2 separate regions of the Homo sapiens genome follow, and region 2 is linked to region 1. A link is an interaction called in ENCODE POLR2A ChIA-PET data of the cell type or tissue named here. Cell type or tissue: PC-9. All regions are shown on one strand. Links, peaks and the distances in the headings refer to the core of each region. The heading gives the core; the rest is flanking DNA.

Region 1 (10,724 bases), core at 2,676-7,675:
CAAGCTAACACAGTGAGTTAACTGACACTCTTTAATAAATAACTTTTTTGCATCATTTATCATAATTGAACACAGTCTAAATAAACATCCTGTCTGAATTAGCAACTTTGCCCCTTCCCTTCTCCACAGCTTCTTTTGAATGGGTGAGTCTCAGCAGCCATATTCATACCAAGTGTCCTTGGACCAGGTGTAGACACTTGATTAAAGCTGAGTTAATCATGGATCTTTCTCAAGAATTTAAATGAAGAGACACTGAAACAACGGTTATTTGGTATTGAGAACCAGAGCTGTATGTTTATGTTTAGGACTGAGGCCAGAATGCGTACCATGGTAATATCAAACCCCATATAACATGTAACTCTGAAGAAACAGAAATTAAAGATCAGTGGTTGCCTGGGGGCTGGAGGAGAGAGTGATGAATAGGCAGAGCACAGAGTTTTTAGGGCAGCAAAAATACTCCGTATGATACTGTAGAAAGGAAGCTAGTCTGCTGCAGATATGGAAAAAAGAGCAAAGATGAAAATGATAGCATCACCACTTTGGAAGGCAGTTTGGCAGTTTATTACCAAACGAGACATACTCATCATACAAGCCAGCAATCATGCTCTTTGATATTTATCCAAAGGAACTGAAAACTTACATCTATACAAACACCTTCACATCAATGTTTATGATGGCTTTATTCATCATTGCCAAAACTTGGAAGCAACCAATACATCCTTCAGTAGGTGAGTGGAAACTAAACTGTGGTACATCCAGACAACAGATTATTCAGCACTAAAAAGAAATGAGCTATTAGGTTATGAAAAGGCATGGTGGAAATGTAAATGCATATTACTAAGTGAAAGAAGCCAATCTGAAAATTCTACCTACCATATGAATCCAGTTATGAGACATTCTGGAAAAGGTAAAACTATAAAGATAATAAAAAGATCAGTAGTTGCTGAGGAAGGGGTAGTGGGGAGGGAGGAATGAATATGTAGCACAGAAGTTTTTAGGGCTGTGAAAATTTTCTGTATGATACTTTAATGGTAGATACATGTCATTATATATTCACCCAAACCCATAGAATGTACAGCACCAAGAGTGAACCCTAATGTAAACTATGGACTCTGGGTCATAATGAAGTGTCAATGCAGGTTCATCAATTGTAACAAATGTTCTACTCTGGTGGGGGATGTTGATAATGAAAAGTATGCATGAGTTGTGGAAGGGGATATATGGGAAATCTCTGTGCTGCTTTCCCCAATTTTGCTGTGAACCAAAATGGCACTAAAACATTCTTTAAAACAACAGCAGCAACAACAGCAACACAAAGAAAATGGCTGCTTGATGACCAAAGCCATCATCCCTTGGTCCTACATCCCCCAAAGTCTGGCTGCACCCCTGGATGCTGGGCTCTATGAGGTCCCTCTGTGCTCTTACATTAAATTTCTAATATTAAAGCTAGCTTGAGCCATAAAACAGTTCCCAAGACAACTGCTCAAAAGCAGGATTTTCTGCATATTCATCTCAGACTTGAGTCCAGCCAGTTCCTTTCCTGATACTGAGAGGTGAAGCCACCTGAGCTTCTGGGTCCGGTGGGGACTTGGAGAACTTTTGTGTCTAGCTAAAAGATTGTAAATGCACCAATAAGCACTCTGTGTCTAGCGAAAGTATTGTAAATGCACCAATCAGCACTCTGTAAAAACGCACCAATCAGAACTCTGTAAAATGGAGCAATCAGCACTCTGTAAAATGGACCAATCAGCAGGATGTGGGCGGGGCCAAATAAGGGAATAAAAGCTGGCCACCCCAGCCAGCAGCGGCAACCTGCTCAGGTCCCCTTCCATGCTGTGGAAGCTTTCTTCTTTTGCTGTTCACAATAAATCTTGCTGCTGCTCACTCTTTGGGTCCACACTACCTTTATGAGCTGTAACACTCACTGGAAGGGTCTGTGGCTTCACTCCTGAAGTTAGCGAGACCACGAACCCACCGGGAGGAGGGAAGAACAAACAACTCCAGATGTGCCACCTTTAAGAGCTGTAATACTCACTGCGAAAGTCTGTGGCTTCACTCCTTAAGTCAGCAAGACCACAAACCGAAGGAAGAAACTCTGGACACATCCGAACACCTGAAGGAACAAACTCTGGACACACCATCTTTAAGAGCTGTAACACTCACCGTAGGGGTCTGCGGCTTCATTCTTGAAGTCAGCGAGACCAAGAACCCACCGGAAGGAATAAATTCTGGACACAATACCATTAAAAAAGATTGACAGTGACTATAAAATTGCTGTCTTTTTGTTCTTAACCATTTGCCTGTATCATATAGGGTAACATACAGCAACTGGGATAAAGGGGCTTGAAGAGCATAAAGCTAATACTTTTTTTCTTTGCATTTTATTTCTAGTCCATGTTCTTGCAAACCACAAAAATCCAAGGTACTTTAACATCTACTTTTCTAAAATATACAATGCAAGTGGACCAGGTCAACTACACATTCCAATTTAATTCAATAAATATTAACCAAGCACCTGTTACGTGACTAAGCAGTATGCTACTGCTTATCAAAATGATGACTATAAACATAACCCAATGCACAGAAGTTTAATAATATTATTCAGTAGAAAAGTCACATGCACATGAAATTTAAAAACACACACACAATATATATAAGGTGTCAAATTTAAGGCAATATTTAATGCAGTTAAGTGCTATGGCAGAGAATGTATTTGCTCTAGTTGGGTATCACTGATTACATTTTAGATCTTTATAAATAAACCAATTATTCTTTGAGTTTAAATAGTTTTGAATGTGTAAGAACTATCATCTCTCTTGGCCAGTGAACTCTTCCTAGGAAGGTTCTGTGCTTTATTTTGCAACCCCTGAGAACCAAAAAAGGGCGGAAGTTACTTGGTATACATGATAGATTGAGGCTTAGGACAATGAAACAGAAAAATGTTCCAGTGTTCTACAGGTCTTTCTTTTGCTCCTAGGGTATTTAAACTCTTGATTTTGTTATTTTCACATGCAGTGTGAACCAGATACTACAAGTATCAATATTAAAATGTATTTATGATTATATCAGGCCCAGTGAGGTGGCTCACACCTGTAATCCCGGAACTTTGGGGGGCTGAGGTGGGAGGAATGCCTGTACCCAGGAGTTCAAGACCAACCTAGGCAACACTGTAGACCTCTCTACACAAAATATTCCACTACAGGTGCCACATGCCTGTAGTCCCAGGTACTCAGCAGGCTGAGGCGGGAGGATTACATGAGGTTTGGGAGGTCAAGGCTACAGTGAGCTGTATTGTGCCACCTGACTCTAACCTGGGTGACAGAGTGAGACTGTGTCTCAAAAAACAAAAACAAAACAAAAGCAAAAAAAAAGAGAATATCAAATATTTTATTCTAATTGACATCTGAATTTATAAAAATCATTTTCAGTGATTCAGAATGAAAAAAAGTCAAGTCAAACAGAATATGTAAGTTAAAAGATTCAAAAGATTTACAGTGTATCTGAAATTATTCATTGTCCATTTATTTACAAGTGATTAAAATACATCCTTGACCAATAAGGTTTGAGACTTTAGAATATTAAGTGTTTAGTTATGACCTTGAAACAAATTGGTTTTTCAAAACACAGCAAATAAAAATATTTTAATAAAATGATTTGGCTACTATCCTTTTAAAAGCCACCCTAAGGGCAAACATTATTTATTTATTTAATGTAATTTTGCCAGGGATTTGCATTCCCTGGGAGGTTGTTCCAAATCCTTTAACTTTTACTCAGGTCCCCATCCTAATACCTTCTATCTTGCAATACCCAGCAGGTGAAATGAGCCTCTAATTATTTTACTGAACAAAAATTAGGAAACTCAACAAGCTTTCTCCAATACCTGCACCTTTGTCTTATCTAATAGCCTGTTTTTTGATCTCAGAAGAAGATAGGCCTCTTCTGTTTCTCATCCATTCTCCTCTCACCTCTAGGAGCCTGCTGTACCAACCATTCACTCTCTTCTGATGCCTTTCATTTTGCCTTCGAATATTGTATTCCATAAAACAAGTGAACAAATTAAACTTCATAAGACACTTTCCTTTAAGTTAATACTCTTTTAAACAGCTTACCTTCTCTTCTCTACCTTCCCACATTTTTGACATAAGCAGCTTGTCTCTTGAAGGCTTGCTTCTTTCAAGGCCCTTCTAACTCCGTGCCAACTGGATACAACCAAGGTGTTCCCTGCTGTTCTGAATATGGCAAGGTAGCTGTACCAATGCATGGGATGGCTGCTACTTTGAAAGCCTTCTGACGGCGTTGCCACTTCTGAGACCTGTGACCCCCAGACACCACTCCTCAATTTGCCTTGCTGCTCTGCTGACTCTTCCAAAGGGCTCCTCACTGTTCTCTCCAAGTTCAGCCCCTCTTCATTCTGATGATCCCAGCACAGTCATGGCCCTAAAGCCCAACTAGGATTGGGTTCCTTCATTGCCTAGAAGCCTTTATGCCTCTCTTGTGCCTGCTGCTAAGCTAAAACTTCTCTAGCCAGCCACTTGGGTTATTCACACAATGGCTGTCATCCCTCTGCAACCCCTTTCGACACCCTGCAATCAAGTCAGCCTCAACTCTTTTCCACCCATTTCTTTGGACTTTCCAATCTCCTTGTCTAGAATCTTTCCTTACCTTCAGGAGAGGCCAATCAGAATCTACCAGAACTTGAAAGACCAAATCATCGCTACTGGTTTGCTAGCCCAGAGGTTTTGCCTGAAGCTCCAGAAGCTTCTGACAAATGGATATCAGGGCATTTATCCTGGCCTTGGATTCTCTTCCTTCACCAGGCTGTAGGTTCTTTGAAGGAGGTGGCTAGGGAAGCTGATGTAGAAGAATGAACAGAGTCAGACGGACTTAGATTTGAGTCCCGCTCTTACCGTCTCTGTGGCCACAGGCAGGTTACTTACTGTTTTTAATCATCTGTTTCCCCAAATGGAAGAGTGAACTAACAACATGTCATAGAACTGTGCTGAAAATTCCATGATATAGGAAATAAACATCTGGCATCCAAACATATTTATAAATTTTTGTTTTTTTTGAGATGGAGTCTTGCTCTGTCACCCAGGTTGGAGTGCAGTGGCCCGATCTTAGCTTTCACTGCAAACTCCGCCTCCCAAGTTCAAACAATCTGACTGTCTCAGCCTCCCGAGTAGCTAGGACTACAGGCATGCACCAACGTGCCTGGCTAGTGTTTGAGTTTTTAGTAGAGATGGGGTTTCACCATGTTGCCCAGGCTGGTCTCGAACTCCTGACCTCTGCCTGCCTTGGCGAAAGTGCTGGGATTACAGTCGTTAGCCACTGTGCCTGTCCATGGTTTGTTTTTGTTTTTTTGTTTTTTTTTTTCCTATATAGTTCAGATTACTCAATTTAGGTTGGAGCTGCCTATGGTAACAAAGCATCCTTTTTTCTTTTTTTACTTTTTTTCTTTTGCGGAACAGGCTATATAGAATATAAATGCAAACACTTGAAAATTTCACGTTTATTCTTATTTCTCTCTAGGGAAGCAAAAAAAGAACTGTTAACACTAATTATTCTTCCTTGAAATAAAGATGGAAGGAGGGAAGGAAAAAGGGAGACAGAACAGAAGAAAGGGGAGAAGGATTTTGGTGGGGAGGAGGGAGAGAGCTATTTAATGTTTTTATATGAGAGAAATGGAATGTTATTCAACTGGAAACAGAGAAGTGCTTCCAAAACACTGAATTTATACAGACCAATTCCTCCAGATTTCAAAAATATTACCAACACAGGTCAGCCTGCAAATCAAATACGTGTTTTTCATTTGTTCCCCAATTCTACCCCTCCAGCTTTCCGAAGTAACCTGCATGTAAATGACTGTAGATGAGCCTTAAGCAGCTGCTTGTCTATTTTCTTAACATGGCTTGGCCAGGAGTTGTGAACATTGGCTTGGAAGACCTGGTTTAGCAGTGACCGTCAAAACACCTCACAACTTTGCACTGGGCATACACTTTGCTGAGTAGGGCAGTAAGCAAAATTGGGCTTTGGCTCACTGCAGAAAAAAAGTTATCCTAAATATCTACAGTAAAAGGAAGTGGGGAGGTTCTGTTCTCATCAAGTAAGTGAAGTTCGCTAAAATGTATCATTTGCTAAGCCTCTCACAATGAAAATAGCAACTATAAATGTGAGAAAAATATCCTAGGTCCTATCTTCTACAGGTTACTGAATCAGTTCCCTTTTGAGGATACTGAAGACATTCCCCGAAAGAAACCTGTATTATTTTTAATCTGCTGTAGAACTTGGCTTTGCATCAGTCATCCCAACAAATTCTAAGAACTTCAAAATGCATTAATCCTTAGTGAACTGGATCTGTGTAACATACTCATTCTGAGTGTTTTGGCAAAGTAGCCCTATGTCACTCGCTTAATTGGTGGCAGGTTATTTTCCAGCTGTCAAATAATCTTTTCCTATTTAGGAGTCAAAAGTAAAAACATTCACTCATAAAGGAATTGAATAACTTGGAACATGAACAACATAAGTATTTATTTGAAAAACATTTTCCATTTAAGTAAAATGGCAAATTAGCTAGAGTAGCTTCTTACTGCTAATTCTATTTGCACTCACAGTCACTTTTATTCATCATATTCAAAGATATTGCTACCAAAAATGATTTCACAAAGTATTTAGAAAAAATATATACAGTCTCTCTAATAGAAAGTTAATTAAAACAACAAAGCTAGGCAATATCAAGCTAAGAAAGGAAACCAATTGACATATATAAACACAAATAAATAAATATGTACAAAAGAATCTATGCCAACAACAGACAAAGAAAATCTTTACAATGCAAGTGAATGGTGACAAGAATGGAAAATCTCTCAGGATCCTAGACTATGACTCTAACACAATGTAGTTTAAAAAGAGGGAAAAAGAAAAGAAAACATAATGAAAAGAGAGTCTGAATTGATGCTATTCTCAAAGGTAAGCTGAACTAAATTTAGGCTCCCCAGCTAAATTCCTGACCTCTGTTCTGATGGGGGACTAAATGGAGGTGAGAACTGCATGCTTAGAACTGACAACAGAATTTGGCTCAATCTTTCAAATCCATTTACAAATGTTTCCCTTGAGCAATTTCTTAATTTTTTTCTCATCTGGTTATTGAAAATTTCTAAAGTGGAGCTGACATTGTCAAATATGAAAAAAATATTTTTCTGGAGCCATACGAATATGAGTAGAAATCAAAAGCAAAGCCATTTTTGAAGCTATATCTTAATTACTATTGACTAAGCACTTTGGGCAGAAATCTGACTAGTTAGAAAGCTAACTAATTAAAATCTACTATGAATGTCTAAGGTTTTGGGGGAAATGTATATGAATATTCAGTGACTAAGATTCATTTTCATCCATATGTAACCTCCGCCAAAATAAGCAGCCTGTTAATATATGCCTATTGAAAAGGATTTGGCTCAGTGACCTTAGATTTACTATCTTACTTAGAATCTCAGTGACCTTATATTTACTATTCTTTTTTACTGAATACAACCCTCCCCCGTGAAAGCCAAGCTGGGTAATGCTCTTGTCTCCCAGGATGGTGTTGCAGGATGTTGCAAAATGGAACAGTAATAAAAAACCCACTACCTCATTATCTCATCATCTGCTGGAGCCAGGCAAATAGCTTCCTGATTGAAGCTCAGCAAAAGGTGAGAGGTCCCTTGGGTTGCTGTGTAGCCTAAAAGCTCTCCCATATCTCAGACTGCAAACTACCTGTTTTTCGTGCAGAGAGAAAGGCCTCTAGGTTCCAGGTTCTGGACTTTGCCTTTAAGCAGATTGGCTTTGCCAGAATGTCTCCTTTTCTTATCACTTAATGCTGTTGCCTCCCAGAACCTGATACTTCCCAGATAACCCAGAGCAAATGTGAAAAAGCACAGCATGCACTGAGACCGATTTCTAAGAAACTGCATGGACTCCATCATCTAAGAACAATTACAATGTGGTCTCCTATACATTCATTAGCAAGCAAGCATTACTCAGAATAGTCTGAGAGTTAGGTAAGCTGCATAATAGTATGCAAGGTTTGTATGCAGCAGCCTGATCCATAAATAATACACCATCTATCTTGCCAGACCTCCTCAGGCTCTTATATACTATAACCAGAGGACTGACACACAAGTAGTTTTTAGACTAGCTATTGCAGACCCAGCTCTTCATAAATTATTTTGATTATTATGACTCACCCATATGTCTCACTTCATATTCCTTGGAACAAAACTCTCAATGGGGAAATACGAGGCTTTTATTTGTGCTTTAGGAAATGTCTTAAAGTCTCCAAAGCAAGGACAGAACCAGAGAGTCTTAATTGTGTGTCTCCTAAAAGGAAAATTCCACTGCATACAGCTTGCCTAATGGAAATTCTCCTTCCTCCCACAAGCCTATGGGCTTAATATACAGTAGAGGGGCAAAAGTAGAGGTGTAAGAGATTCATTCTTAAACAACTCCTGGGAGGTCCAGAATGATGGAACATCAACACTAAACTTAACTCGAATGTATGGGATTAAATTATACTTAATGCTTTGGCCCTATGCCTTGAATAGAATAAGTAAAATATTAGAAATTTATATAGCCTCATTTAACTAGGTCAACATTTTGGGAAAGTTTTCTTAAGCATGTTATGGTTCTGAAGGTGTAATATTTAAAATAATAAAAAATCCTTTTTAATCTTTGGGTCAAGGAGTAAACAGTCTTTTCTGCCTGTGGTTGAAATGTCATTGAAAATGAGAATATGGTACTGCATTCACAGAAAGTAACACTGGAATGGGATTTGTGGGCATTCAAAATAGTTACATTTTTTATTGTTGAGAAAGAAGATGCAGAAAATGGGTATATCCAGATATAACGATTAGGTGGAGTAAAATGAGCTCTATCTAGGGTCTTCCTCAGCATTGCTTCTCCCTTGTCTCTAATTTGAATGTCTCCCCTGCATTATGATTACTCTGATTCAATTATATATTTTACAAATCATAGCTTCTGTGGCTACTGAGTCATGTTACTCTCAGTACTGAAGTTTTAGTGATGACAACTCTTCCATGGAAGAAATATATTAAAAAGAAAAATTCTGAATTTCACAAAAGCCTTCTTAACAAAATACATTCCTTATATATATGCAGTTACCTAGGTAATAGCACATTTACATCACTAGTTGCAGTTTACACTGCTTGCAAATCTTCACATTTCTGCAGATTGATTTCTTTTTCTTAAAGACATTAAAACTTTGTGCTGTGGCTGAAGGTGTCTGACATGATAATATTTTTATAGAAGTTGTCTGAATGAGCATTGCAATAACCCTTGACCTTATCAATGACCTGATGGACAGGGATGATTGATGTTTGATCTCCATCAGCATGGGCCAGTTTTGACAAGGACTTGTCCATGGAAGCACTGTCTGCAAGAAATGATACAAGAAATTAGGTTCAAGATGAGCTGGTGGCATGCCTACAGGCCACCATATTGTATACTCCGTTTTGCACATTAAAGAAGAACAAAAGAAAATAAAGCTCCGATTCTTTCTTATATTAGGTAATAGGCAACACTAAACTTCCATGTTTTTCTTCTTCTAAGTATACTCCTGATAGTCACTGAGTGTCAACTTCCCTTCTAGTAATTTGTACTGTGGCTTACCATACGAAATATTCTTGAATGTAGCAGAGCCAATGAAAAAATAATTGGAAAACCACTTCAAAAAAACATGCACTATGGCTTGAAAGATGTACAAAATTATAAGGAATTAGAATGTGCTGAAATATTTGTGGAAGAAATTATATCTAAGATATGTTTTCAAATAATATAGGAAGGGAAAAATGGGTAGGGGTGTATAACTGGCTATAAATTGATGGTTACAAGGGGCTTTATAATAGTATCCTCTCTATTTTTTATATAGGTTTGACACTTTTCATAACAAAAAATTTTATAAAATTAAATTTAAAGGATTTTGGAGAATACAAGCAAATGAAAATAAATATGAAATGCTACTTTGAACGTATTTTCCCAAGGTTTTTAGCTGGATAAACAACTGGAAAATAGCAAAAAGGGTACTTCTTGTGAATTATTTTTTTAATTGTAGCAATCAAAGTTATTACCAGAAATATTTTAATAGAAAATGATTTATTTATATTAATTATCTTGTAGTTTCTGAATGATGTTATTGCTAACAGCACTAATATTATAGCAACTGATAGTAATAAAGGACTGCTAAATAATTTTTTCTAAAATTTTCAGTATCATATATTTAAATGTTATTTCCCTATACACAAAAGCTTTCTAAAATTGGCTCAGATAGTGTTCTGAAACCCACTTATGCTCTATTATCTATAAAGACGTATGGTTGTCTTCATGTATCCTACAAATATCTTTTAAGCACTTCCCTCTCCAAATACACTTTAGGAAAAAATTCTACCCTCAAATTAACCAAATTATAGAAATTTTACACTGATAAAGAAGATATGAACTTTTATAAAGTATTCAGTTTCCTATGTACCTTCTCCATACATTGTGGAAGAGGCAAAAACTCTATCCTGAAAAATTTTTAGAAATCATGGCTCTAAAATTGGAATCTTCACTCCAATGCTTTTTACATTTTGAGTATGCTGGACTCAGTATGTGACAAAACATTTAAAATCCATCAATAATTGGTAAAAGCCATCATCATCATGATATCTGTTGTCTTTGGAAACTATTCAAATTGC
Region 2 (10,724 bases), core at 2,736-7,735, 62 kb after region 1:
CTAATAGTGATTTCCTATTTGCTGTTGGTTATTGGGTTGGTTCCATGCAGATGAGCAGCAAGGATGGGTGGAAGACTTTCATAATGCGTCTTTTCATACTTGCTGGTTTTGATCAAACATTCAAACAATTTTTAAAATAATCTATTTAAAAATATAGCAGAAAATACATGGATCTAATATGAAATACAGATACCTGTTGCCACCAAAATCTATTTCCATTTGTGCGATACTTTTCTTATTTAAGACATTGATAGTCTATTAGGCTCAGTTCTTATCCTTTATTCAAATGTACTTCTCTTCCTATGCATAAGGACAACACCTCACTTACATATCTACTCATATATTTCTAATGAATACCATCTGTGTTTCAGTATGATCTGTGGATTCAGTTAACTAGTCTTTTCCAGATTCCCAGAAGTTAAAGAATTTTTTTAAAAAAGAAAAGTTACAAGCTCACTTACCCATTCTGCCACCTTGCTCTGTACTTTTACCTCAGGGTGACGAAGGATGTTCTGAATCACTACGGATATTCTATAGATAATTCCATCTGCCCATTGGAAATAGGATTAGTCCATTAATTATATGTTTATAGTTATATAATTATCAAACAATTTAAAGTTATGATCATGTAAGTCTTACATAATCATATAGTTTTATTCATAATCACATAATTTACAATATAAGTTAAAAGAAACACCTTCTACATAGGCAAAAAAAGTTCTGAAATATTTTGATGTTAAGCTTATTGACCTTCCAACTTCTTAGAAATAGTTATCAATTAGCTTACTCTTATTACTTGCATATGTTTCTTCATATTTTTAATTCTATAGATTTCTTATATCTACTGTCTGTAATGTGTTAACTGTTTTCATGTACAATTTGACTTCTTATAACAGGCATTATGCTTTCTGTGCATTATAAAGAATGATAAAGAGTTTGGGATGTGAAAACTTGAATGAGATCATATGGAGGAATTAACTTGAAAAAGCAGAACAGGCATACACATACTTACTACCCTAATTCCTCTCCTTTTCCTCTCTTTCCCCTGCTTAATAAAATACTTCTATTAAACTACTAGGCTGCATTTCACCAGACTTTTCATCAAAATTTCTTAAATATGCTCATTTATACCAAAATAGAGGGAAAAAAAGAAACAATATTTGCAGGTAGAATTTTCATTGGACTAAATCACTTGAAAAAGAAAATAAAAAGAAAACCTTATTGTAAAGAAGATTCTGCTCTTTGGGTGGGGGGAATCTTTAAAGTAAACTGATTTTTTAAAATGAAAAATCAAACTCACCAGCAAGGGTTTGCTAAATAGCTGTAAATGGGTGCTTTAGTCAAAGTAGCTAGTAAGAAAAATACCCTTTTAAATTATGGTAAGATACAGAGAGAAGAAAATTTTTTGAGTCTCCTTTGTTGATCATCTTTCTTCATGCTTATGTTTAGGTAAGTCTTAAGTAAAATAGGCACACAAAATATAGAAATACATAATTATAGCAATGTTGAAGAAAACAGTAAAAATTGTGGGGAGGCAGTAGAAAAAAAAATGTAAAAGTTTGCCTCTGGGAATTTCCAAATCCACCAAAATGCAAATTCCAGTCCCACTACCAAAGGAATGTCTTTCCAGTAAGAATCAGAGTCTTGTGCTAAACAATATAAATTGCTGCCCCTGGATGTAGTAATATAAATATATAAAACTGGCACAAGTCCAAGCACAGGTGAGTTTAATTTATGCAGACTATTTCAACTTCTAAAATTCTTCGGGTATTTTAATGATCTTGACTTTTATATTCCTTTAAAAAATGTTCTGAATGAAAAATATTTGGAGGAACATATAAAACAAATAATTCATATAAAGATAACTTTTACACTGTGGATCTCATCAAATAAAATCACAGATGTTCTGAATGATTGGGAGGAAATTCAGAATTGCAAGGGTCAAAGAGTTATTTCAGGATCCTGATAATATTCTGTGACTATACAGAAGCTTCCCTACTTACAGTTCAAGATCATTCAACTTTACGATGGTGGGAAAACAACAGGCATTCGGTGGAAACTGTACTTCTAGTACCCATATGACCATTTCACTTTTCACTTTAAGTTCAGCATTCAATAAAGTACATGAGATATTCAACACTTTATTATAAAATAGACTCTGTGTTAGATGATTTTGCCCAGCTGTAGGCTAAGGTAAGTGTTCTGAACGTGTTTAAGGTGGGTTCAGCAAGCTATGATGTTCAGCAAGTTGGGTGTATTAAATGTATTTTTGACTTTTGATATTTTCCAGTATTTTCAACTTAATAGTGGGTTTATAGGAATGCAAACCCTACCGTAAGTGGAGGAGCATCTGTATTATCAATGCTAGCAGAGTATCTGAAAAGCCACCACTAGATGGAAACCTAAAGCATGCTTTTGTTATAACAGTAGTATTTGTTCCCTCTAAGGAAAATATTGCAAAATTCTAAAAATCATTGACATTTCTGAATTTTTAAGAAAGCATCCAAATATTTAAGATGTTTTCTTTAAACATTGTTTCCTGCCCCAGTCCACTTGTTATACTTATTTAAAATTTTGGAATAGTGCAGTCAACAAGTAACCATGAGAAAAGTCCAAGAGTGAACTGTCAAAGCAACATAAAAAAATATGCCCACTGAAGGGCTGATGAGCAGGGTTTTGGACTACAGCAAAATAATTGGCTTCAACATTGCCATTGGAGGAAATGCATAATTAAGACACACTTATGCAGGATTTTCCATGTTACCATAGCAGTAAAGTTGTCCTCTCTTACAAATGTTAACAACACTCACGGTGTTTTAAAAGCTATTCACAAATCTTCATGTGTTCCAGAGACTTCAAAATATGTATGTACTATCCTAATAATGACATCTAGGCCCAAAGAATTTATTATAGACATTAATTGGGGAAAAATGATTTAAGAATATATCCATTTTCCATTTAGATACTTCTTTCAGCATGTAGAACTTCAAGCAGAAATCACTGTCTGCCATTACCAATGTATCAAAACAACATTATTTTTTGTAGGTCTCTCTCCAATTAATCTTTCCCTTTTTTATCTTCTTACACTTTTTTCAGAGTTTCTTGGAGAATACAGAAATGACACTGCTCTATCTATGCTATTTCAAGGACGTAAAATACAGGTTTGAAATGATAGGCCTATTTGAAAAAATAGACGTTAAAATATAAACCAAATGCTAATCTAGACACCTGGTTATTTCTTTGAACTAGTGATGAGGCAATTCTATTACGACAGTGGCATTTACAATATGACTGGCATCCTGCAGCTCCTACATACACAATTTCTTTAAGACATATGGCATAAAAAGCTAGAGTAATGGATCCATTCAAATGATCTTAGAAGGAATTTGTTATTTAAGCAGCTAAACGTATGTGAGAAACTGGAAGCAGTGTTACAATCTGTACTTACTTGTAAACTAGGTTTTTAGAACAATAATAGAGACTAATGGAGTTAATTCCTTACTTGGGTTGCTTGTGACAACCTCACAAAAGCTTACTATTCAGTAGCTAGTGATGTTTGAGCAGAGAAGATATGATTTGGAATGGAATAATAATTAGTCCAAGAGCTTTTCTTGGGAATGTAATGGAAAACATAAAAAAGATCATTATTTGTGGGAATCCCCAGATTACCCATATCCTGAAATATCTGTTTGTGAAAAGTAGCTTTAAAGACTTTCTTAGTGTACACAGCAGGTCCTTGAGTAACATCATTTCATTCAACAGAGCTTCATTACAAAGTTGATGAGGAGACGACTCAATGCCTGGCCAGGTCCCCTGTCTGCGTAGGGTCTGCATGTTCTCCCCTTGTCTTCATGGGGTTTCTCCAGGTCCTCCAGTGTCTTCCCACATCCCAAAGCTGTGTACCTTGGATTCACTGGCCTGTCTACATGGTCCCAGTGTGAGTGGGTGTGGGTGTGTGTGAGTGTGCCCTGCCATGGGATGGAGTCCTGGCCAGGGCTAGTTTCTGCCTGCTGCCCCGAGCTGCCCAGATGGCTCCAGCCACCCGCTACCCTGAACTGGATGGAATAAGCAGGTTGGAAAGTCAATGAATGAATGGCTACAAATTACTGTAAAACAAAAATTCATAAAGTATAAGATAATCATATAAATGCACGACAATAAGTGATACAGTATGAAAGCACTCGGCAAACCCCCATATTGGTGATTGTTTTGGAACTGCTTGGTGGCAGGAGGTGCTCCTCACAATTTTCATTGTGCAAAAATTTGTTTCTTGATTTAACCCACCACCGCCACTAAGACTGCAGTCACTCACTGGCTCACCCAAAATTGGGCAATCAATTATCTTACTTGTTTTCACTAATGTTTCTTAAATGTATGTACAGCTCATATTAACTGCAATGTTTAATATTAGAAGTGTTTCGGCCTTTATTTGGAAGTTTGGTGATGTTTCTGTGACCAGAAATATGCCGTAGGAACTTAACTCTTGTTTATATCAATCAGCCTATGGTAAGATTGGTTTCATTACATGTTATTTTACTCAAAGTCAGAATTTCCAAGAACCTATCAATGACATTAATGAGGACTTAGTGTAATTTGAGGTATCAGATAAAAGTCCTATTGCAAACAACAAAAATAACTTCACACAGAAAAACAGGGACATTTCACAAAAGCCAGGAAAACAAATTCTATTGATATACTATGATAAATATATCTGATTATCAAGCAAACTCAACCCCTCTCCTCTCCCCACAATGCAATATTGTTATTGATTAATTCAGTAAAATTCTGATAGCCAAGAGTTAAAAGGAATGGACAAATTAGATAATAGATTTGACAGTTGTGCCAATCTTTCTTACAGTAAATAAAATAGTATTCTCTAATATATCAGAATGTAAGCCTGAGAATCTTTACTCTCTGTTTCCCAAAGAATAAGAAATTATTAATGTTATATCAATGATGATAATCCAGGACATGACATTAAATAGCATGTATTCATAAGGTGAAAAAGTAATTCTCTTTTCAATTATTTCAAATTTGATTACATCAAAGAAAAAAAACTTAATATAGTCTGTCTCTAATACTTTGTTAGTCTTCCTTTTTAAAAAGATAATAAAGGCTTCAGGCGCTAAGATGTGAGAAGGCAATAGGATACAGGGAGAATTTTAAAACATTGTTTACATTATATTTATATTCACTTTTTACAACTGTGTTATAACAAGTAGGACTGGTTTCACTTTACAATTGTGAAATAGATTTTCCCAAGTAAACACAAATGTTTACATTAAAAAGTGAGTCAATTTAGGAAAAAAAACATAGTAAATAGTATAGGTGGTTCAGAGACATGGTAAAAATAACAATTGTTAAGATGGTACACAAATTTGAGAACACAATTTTGAGAATATTTCTGTCATATAATGACCTGAATATTTTTAAACGCTGATGACATTTTGATTAAGAATTATCTGAATTAGATTTTTTTCATTAATGTGGTCAAGACAGACCATTTTAACTGATTCTAACATTTGCTTGCTTTGTTAAAACTCCAATGAAGGTTATGACGCAGAGAGAGATGGCCTAAACAAGGCTTTCTTCAAGAATGTCAGAAATGACATGATTGAGTGAATACAGCTCCACTCCACCAAGTCAAGGACTCTGAAGCACCGTATAAATGTTCTTGGACAGTAGAGGATGTGTCAATCCTGGAGGGAGAATACCACAGAGGCTCTTTGTATGTTCATACAAAGAGTGAAATACTTAGTTAGAATTATAATATTCCCATCTACTGGCTAGAGTCCATGTGAAATATGCACTGGAAATTTCAGCTGCTGTTGCTTTCTTGGGGGTTGCTGGAATTTTTGCTCCATCATAAATCTCCTTGGTGTAACTATCAGAATAACCATAAACACTATCTGAATCGATGTCTTTATAACCCTACTGAAATTTATATCTATGTTTCATGTAAAATATTCCATAGTTCCAATTTAAATGTCCTACAGAGGAAATTGATGTAACCTCTGAAGCCAAGAAAAAATGAACTATGTGGGTTTCTTTTCTCAGGGTTTTGGGTCCCTGGTGATATATTACAGATGTCTTGGCCTCATAAGCTAAATGACTGGAGTTTAGAAAATTCCTTTGTTTCTAATGCTTCATATTTGAGAATATTACTGTATTCAAAGCAATGGTGTGGTCACCTGATTGGAATTTCTCTTTTATTAGAAGAAACTGAAATTGCTCACTGTGAATTACTGAAAGGCCATGTATGTCGTTCATCTAGGAACAGGTTAAAGAATTCCACTCACCTGACTTTTCCTCTGTTTATTTCTTACCGTACACTGCTGTATTTGCAAATTATAAATAATAGAAAAGTATATTTGGAGAAAAAAGCAAGAAGTATTTGAAGTTGTCATTCAAAATTTGATTTGTTTTAGTTGATATATAATCATATTCTATTATTCTTCGGCAAATAAAAACAGAAAGCAAAGTATTACTATGGACATTGATGTAAATGTCACAAATATATGACCATAAAGTTCACTTAAGTGAGAAATTAAATTATTAAAATTACTTAATTTTTTGAAATTTATAAAATCCTTTAAAACTTGTTTCCTGCAGCAAATAATCTGACAAAATACCATGGAAATACGTTTTTCTCTGATCTCTATTATGATGCACATTAATGCCTTCTAATTAAATGCCTTTCCCCTAAAACTTCCTTTGAAAAAAATTTTGGCTAAAAGCGCAAAAGAGGAGTACTGGAGATGTACTCATTCCACTCGTCATAAGAATGAGGAACTCAACAGAGTTAAGTGATCTTTATTAATTTTACTAATCTTGTAAACCTACAAATGTACCAATTGACTCCAGTAACAGACACTTTGTTGGAATAATACATATTTCCATCCTTAGAATACAATTTTTTATGTTAGACATACTAAAAATATAAAAGGTAATGATTTCTTACCATTCCTTTGTTTATCGATTCTGTTAGTAACAGGCATGTTAGTGGTGACAGTGGGTGGTGTAGTACTAGGAGAGTTTACAGTAGCTGGTAATAAAGATGAGAAAGATGTAATTTTGCAAAGAGCACATGACAGTTAATTTGGATAAGCAATCTATAATTAATGCATTAAAATATATAGGGGAAGAATGGAAACCACTTTGAAATACAAAAGACTCCAAGGTTGTAATGTATAAGATGAAGCAATGCTTTCTATGGCACATTAAGAATCAGTACACATGGCCTTTGATGCTATAATACACAAGGGTCTGGAGCAAGCACATAGTGATGAGAGAAAGGACATTTTGATTCTAGATTCTAGACCTAGATCTCCATTAACAAGCTGGCAATCACACAGTAAAACACTAAACCCTTCTAGAACTTGGTTTCCTGAGTCTGTCAAAAGAAAAAGTTATAGAAAGCAGCCTGTACAGATCTGCAGCTTGAAAGTTATCTAAACTAAGTTTGCCTAATACACTGAGACTAGAGAAATAAAATCTCAGAAGAAAAATGTACTTCTTCTTAAGATGAATGTAAAGAAAAAGACAAATGAAATGCATAGACTAAGTTAATCATTTAAAGATTCCAAAAAGTTTACTAAACATTGATGGATAAAAAGTATTTCACAGGGCAAGCTTTATAAGGGAGACATTTTCAAAGTATTATGTCAGATATCCCAGGTGAGAAGAATTTTAAAAATAAAAATAACTTTTTTTAAACTTCAGATCTTGAACTAAACAGAATTACAGATTTTTTTATTTCATATAACAATTTGAAAACCACATGGAGATCATGGAAAAAAAAACTACTTGATGACTTAATTTTCATAGGGTATTGATTAATAATAATATCAAAGAAATAATGTCTCCAAAAGGAAAAAAAGATAATAATGAGTTACCCCACCCCACCTCCTGCCTGCCCTACTCTCACACTGGAACCACAGAAGAGAGCTTAGGTTTTTATTTCTTCAATCTCACTTCTAAGCCCTGTCACTTTTGTGCTATGATCTTCTTAATAAGAGATCCAGCTTTTACAAAAGGCATGGCTGTGATTCTTAATGTGGTACACAGAACATGCTACTTCACTATAGAAGTATTTAATAGAATAAATAGATGAAAAGGGTCATGGATAATTAGGAAGAGCAATGATAAAATAAAGCAAAATATTTATATTATTATTTTAAAACTTGTATAACTTTAATTATGTATTATTTAGCATGCAGCTATTTAGTACATAACATGTAACTGAAATACTGACCACGATATAGTAAGCATCGTAATAATTAACACAGTTACATTAACATTAGTTCACTATAACCATTTTAATCTTAAAATTTAAGTTATCTTGTCATCATAAATTGCCTCATGGCCTTATCTTAAAGTTAACTGAATAGTCAAATTAATTTCCCTCTTTATTTTATAGACATGAATACTTCTTCAAAGTATTGTACCACTGTATTTATACTGGACTTTTTGCAAGTCCAATATATTCTTGAGAAGACATGGGGGAAAAATGAAACCAATCCATATTTAATAGGATATAAATTCACATTTTTAAAACTCAGAGCTTTGTGGAATTGTGGTTACCCATGGTGTGAATGCATTCTTTCTCCATGCCGTACGTACTGTGCACCCACACAACTAAAACACATGCAGAAATTCTTCTGTTTTGCTGTTTTCTGGCTTTCCAAGTGAAAATTCAGATACAAATCAAAACAATGACAACCACATTACCCAAAATTGCAAGTAGAAAGCAAAGAGATTCCAGAGCACGGTGTGGGCTCCCTACCTTGACAGAGGGTCCCCAGGTCTGCACAGCTGGCCAGTTCTGCTGCTGGGAGCGGGATCAGGTAGGAACCTTGATCAACACAAAAAGAATATGTAAGTTTGATTTATGATTTAGTGATATTATCCAGAAAAATCATACGGTTGATGTAATAGAAGCAGCCCTAGAAGAGTCCACCAGTAATTCTTTGATATCAAGAAAGTCTCTTAAGGCCACTGTGCCTTAATTTTCTCAAATGTAAAACCAAAGTATTGATATTGTCCTCAAAATCTTTAACTCAACTTGTGAGTCATCACACATGAAAAGAAAAGCAGTGCCACTGCCCCTTAAAGTTTGTGCAAAAAGTTCAGGGCTTTTTGTATAATAAATTTTAAGAGTTTGGGTGGGAATTCATACAAATAAAATAATACAAACATCAAGAATAAGTTTCAAAAGTGAAGTTAATATGAATTACCCATAAAACGCAGTTTTGGTTCATACATCCTAGCATATGCTATTTGTAATTCCAGAAATATGTTTCTGTGACTTCAATTCAGTCTCTGTGTCTTTTTATTTCAAGCTTTTACTAACTCATCCTCAGCAGGAAACAAGTTTTGAGCTAATTTTTTAGTAGAAGTAGATTTTCATTGTTGCACTAAATCTCCCTCTGACAATTAACAGACTTTTTCCAACAGCTTGAGTCTGAGAAAAATTGGCTAAGCTTATAACAAAGCATATTGTATCATAAACACACACAAATACAAATATATATGTATATGTGTGTATACACATATATATACACACATATATAATATGCACGATATTTTAAGGGACATTTATATAATAGTGGTTTTATTCTAATAAATATTTCAAAACTTTCCTGTGGGAATGTGTAGGCACAGCTCGCACATGAGCTAACAAAAGATACATAACTAGGTAAACGGTATGCATAAGCAGAAAATAACCTAACAGTTTAACAGTATCTCCAGAGGCATGGTTTCTTCATCCTTGATACCTCAGGGCACTTGACCCAAGGAAAGAATCATGATACTTCAGAAAGGCCTGATATTACAGGCAGGCTATGACATGACACTGACTGGCAAGAAGCTCTTGTCACAGACCTTTACACATTCACTCAACAAACATTTACCTATTGCCTACATTATGTGAGGTACAGAGGCCAGAATGATGCTTTAAGCTAAGTCGCTGCTCTCAGGGAGGCATGAAAGGGAGATGGCGTCACAGTTCTAAGTGCTATTAGGGAAGTGCTCCGAAGGTGGCAGTGGCCCAAAGGAGGATGTGACAGCAGCTTGGTAAGAAAAGCGAACAGAAAATCCATTTCAAAGAAGAAGGCCCATGAGGCACAGGAGGCTGTGAGAGAGCCAGGGGTAAGAAAGTAGAGATGGGTATTTTACTGGCAGACAGAATTTCTAAAACAAGTACCAAGGAGGCACTGAGACGGTCTGTGCACTCAAGTCACTGGGCTTTGCTAAAGTAAAGTAAAAACTGATAAGGATGATCAGATACACAAACAATGGATAGCTGCTGTAAGGCTTTGGAAAATAGCAACACCATGAGCACTAGAACCCTCTGTCTTTCTTCCAGTGGTTAATCCCACACACTAGAACCTTGAGTGGTGGGCACTCAAGATTGTAAACCAAAAATGAACTTCTAGGGCCCCCCACAACCATCTGAATGGACTCCTCCTCTTGGCCGAGGTCCCTCCAGAGTTAACCTGAAAATCGAGTTGAGGCCATGATGGAAGAGAGGGTTGGACATGCCTCATTACACCCCTCCAGCATTAACATCAACATAGACCCTAAGTCTGATAAGAAACATTTACAATCTATCCTCTGTGAAGCCTGTTACCTGGAGGCTTCATCTGCATGAAAAAATCTTGGTATCCACAACCCTTTATTTAACCCAGACATTCCTTTCTACTGATAATAACTCTTTCAATCAA

Evidence for each region. ChIA-PET counts read pairs that join two places held together with the same protein. Peaks named below come from ENCODE experiments on the same cell type or tissue, not always from the same donor. Only the 100,000 strongest peaks of a DNase experiment are listed, where the experiment ranks them.
Region 2: POLR2A ChIA-PET joins it to region 1 with 22 read pairs; 2 of 35 experiments call an interaction of 5 or more read pairs at or near these places.

The regions. Positions count from the first base shown.
Region 1 is chr6:142,442,037-142,452,760 of GRCh38, reverse strand. It overlaps ADGRG6 (adhesion G protein-coupled receptor G6), which reads right to left. Exons shown (of 25, transcript NM_198569.3): 25 at 6,500-9,424. The coding sequence ends at 9,246. Among named protein-coding and RNA genes, the nearest start is that of ADGRG6, 150 kb to the right of the region's middle. In PC-9, for the core only: no CTCF peak of the experiment used is centred there; no DNase peak of the experiment used is centred there.
Region 2 is chr6:142,380,081-142,390,804 of GRCh38, reverse strand. It overlaps ADGRG6 (adhesion G protein-coupled receptor G6), which reads right to left. Exons shown (of 25, transcript NM_198569.3): 5 at 8,786-8,854; 6 at 6,962-7,045; 7 at 462-547. Among named protein-coding and RNA genes, the nearest start is that of ADGRG6, 83 kb to the right of the region's middle. In PC-9, for the core only: no CTCF peak of the experiment used is centred there; a DNase peak (open chromatin) is centred at 5,234; H3K27ac peaks cover 1,123 bases.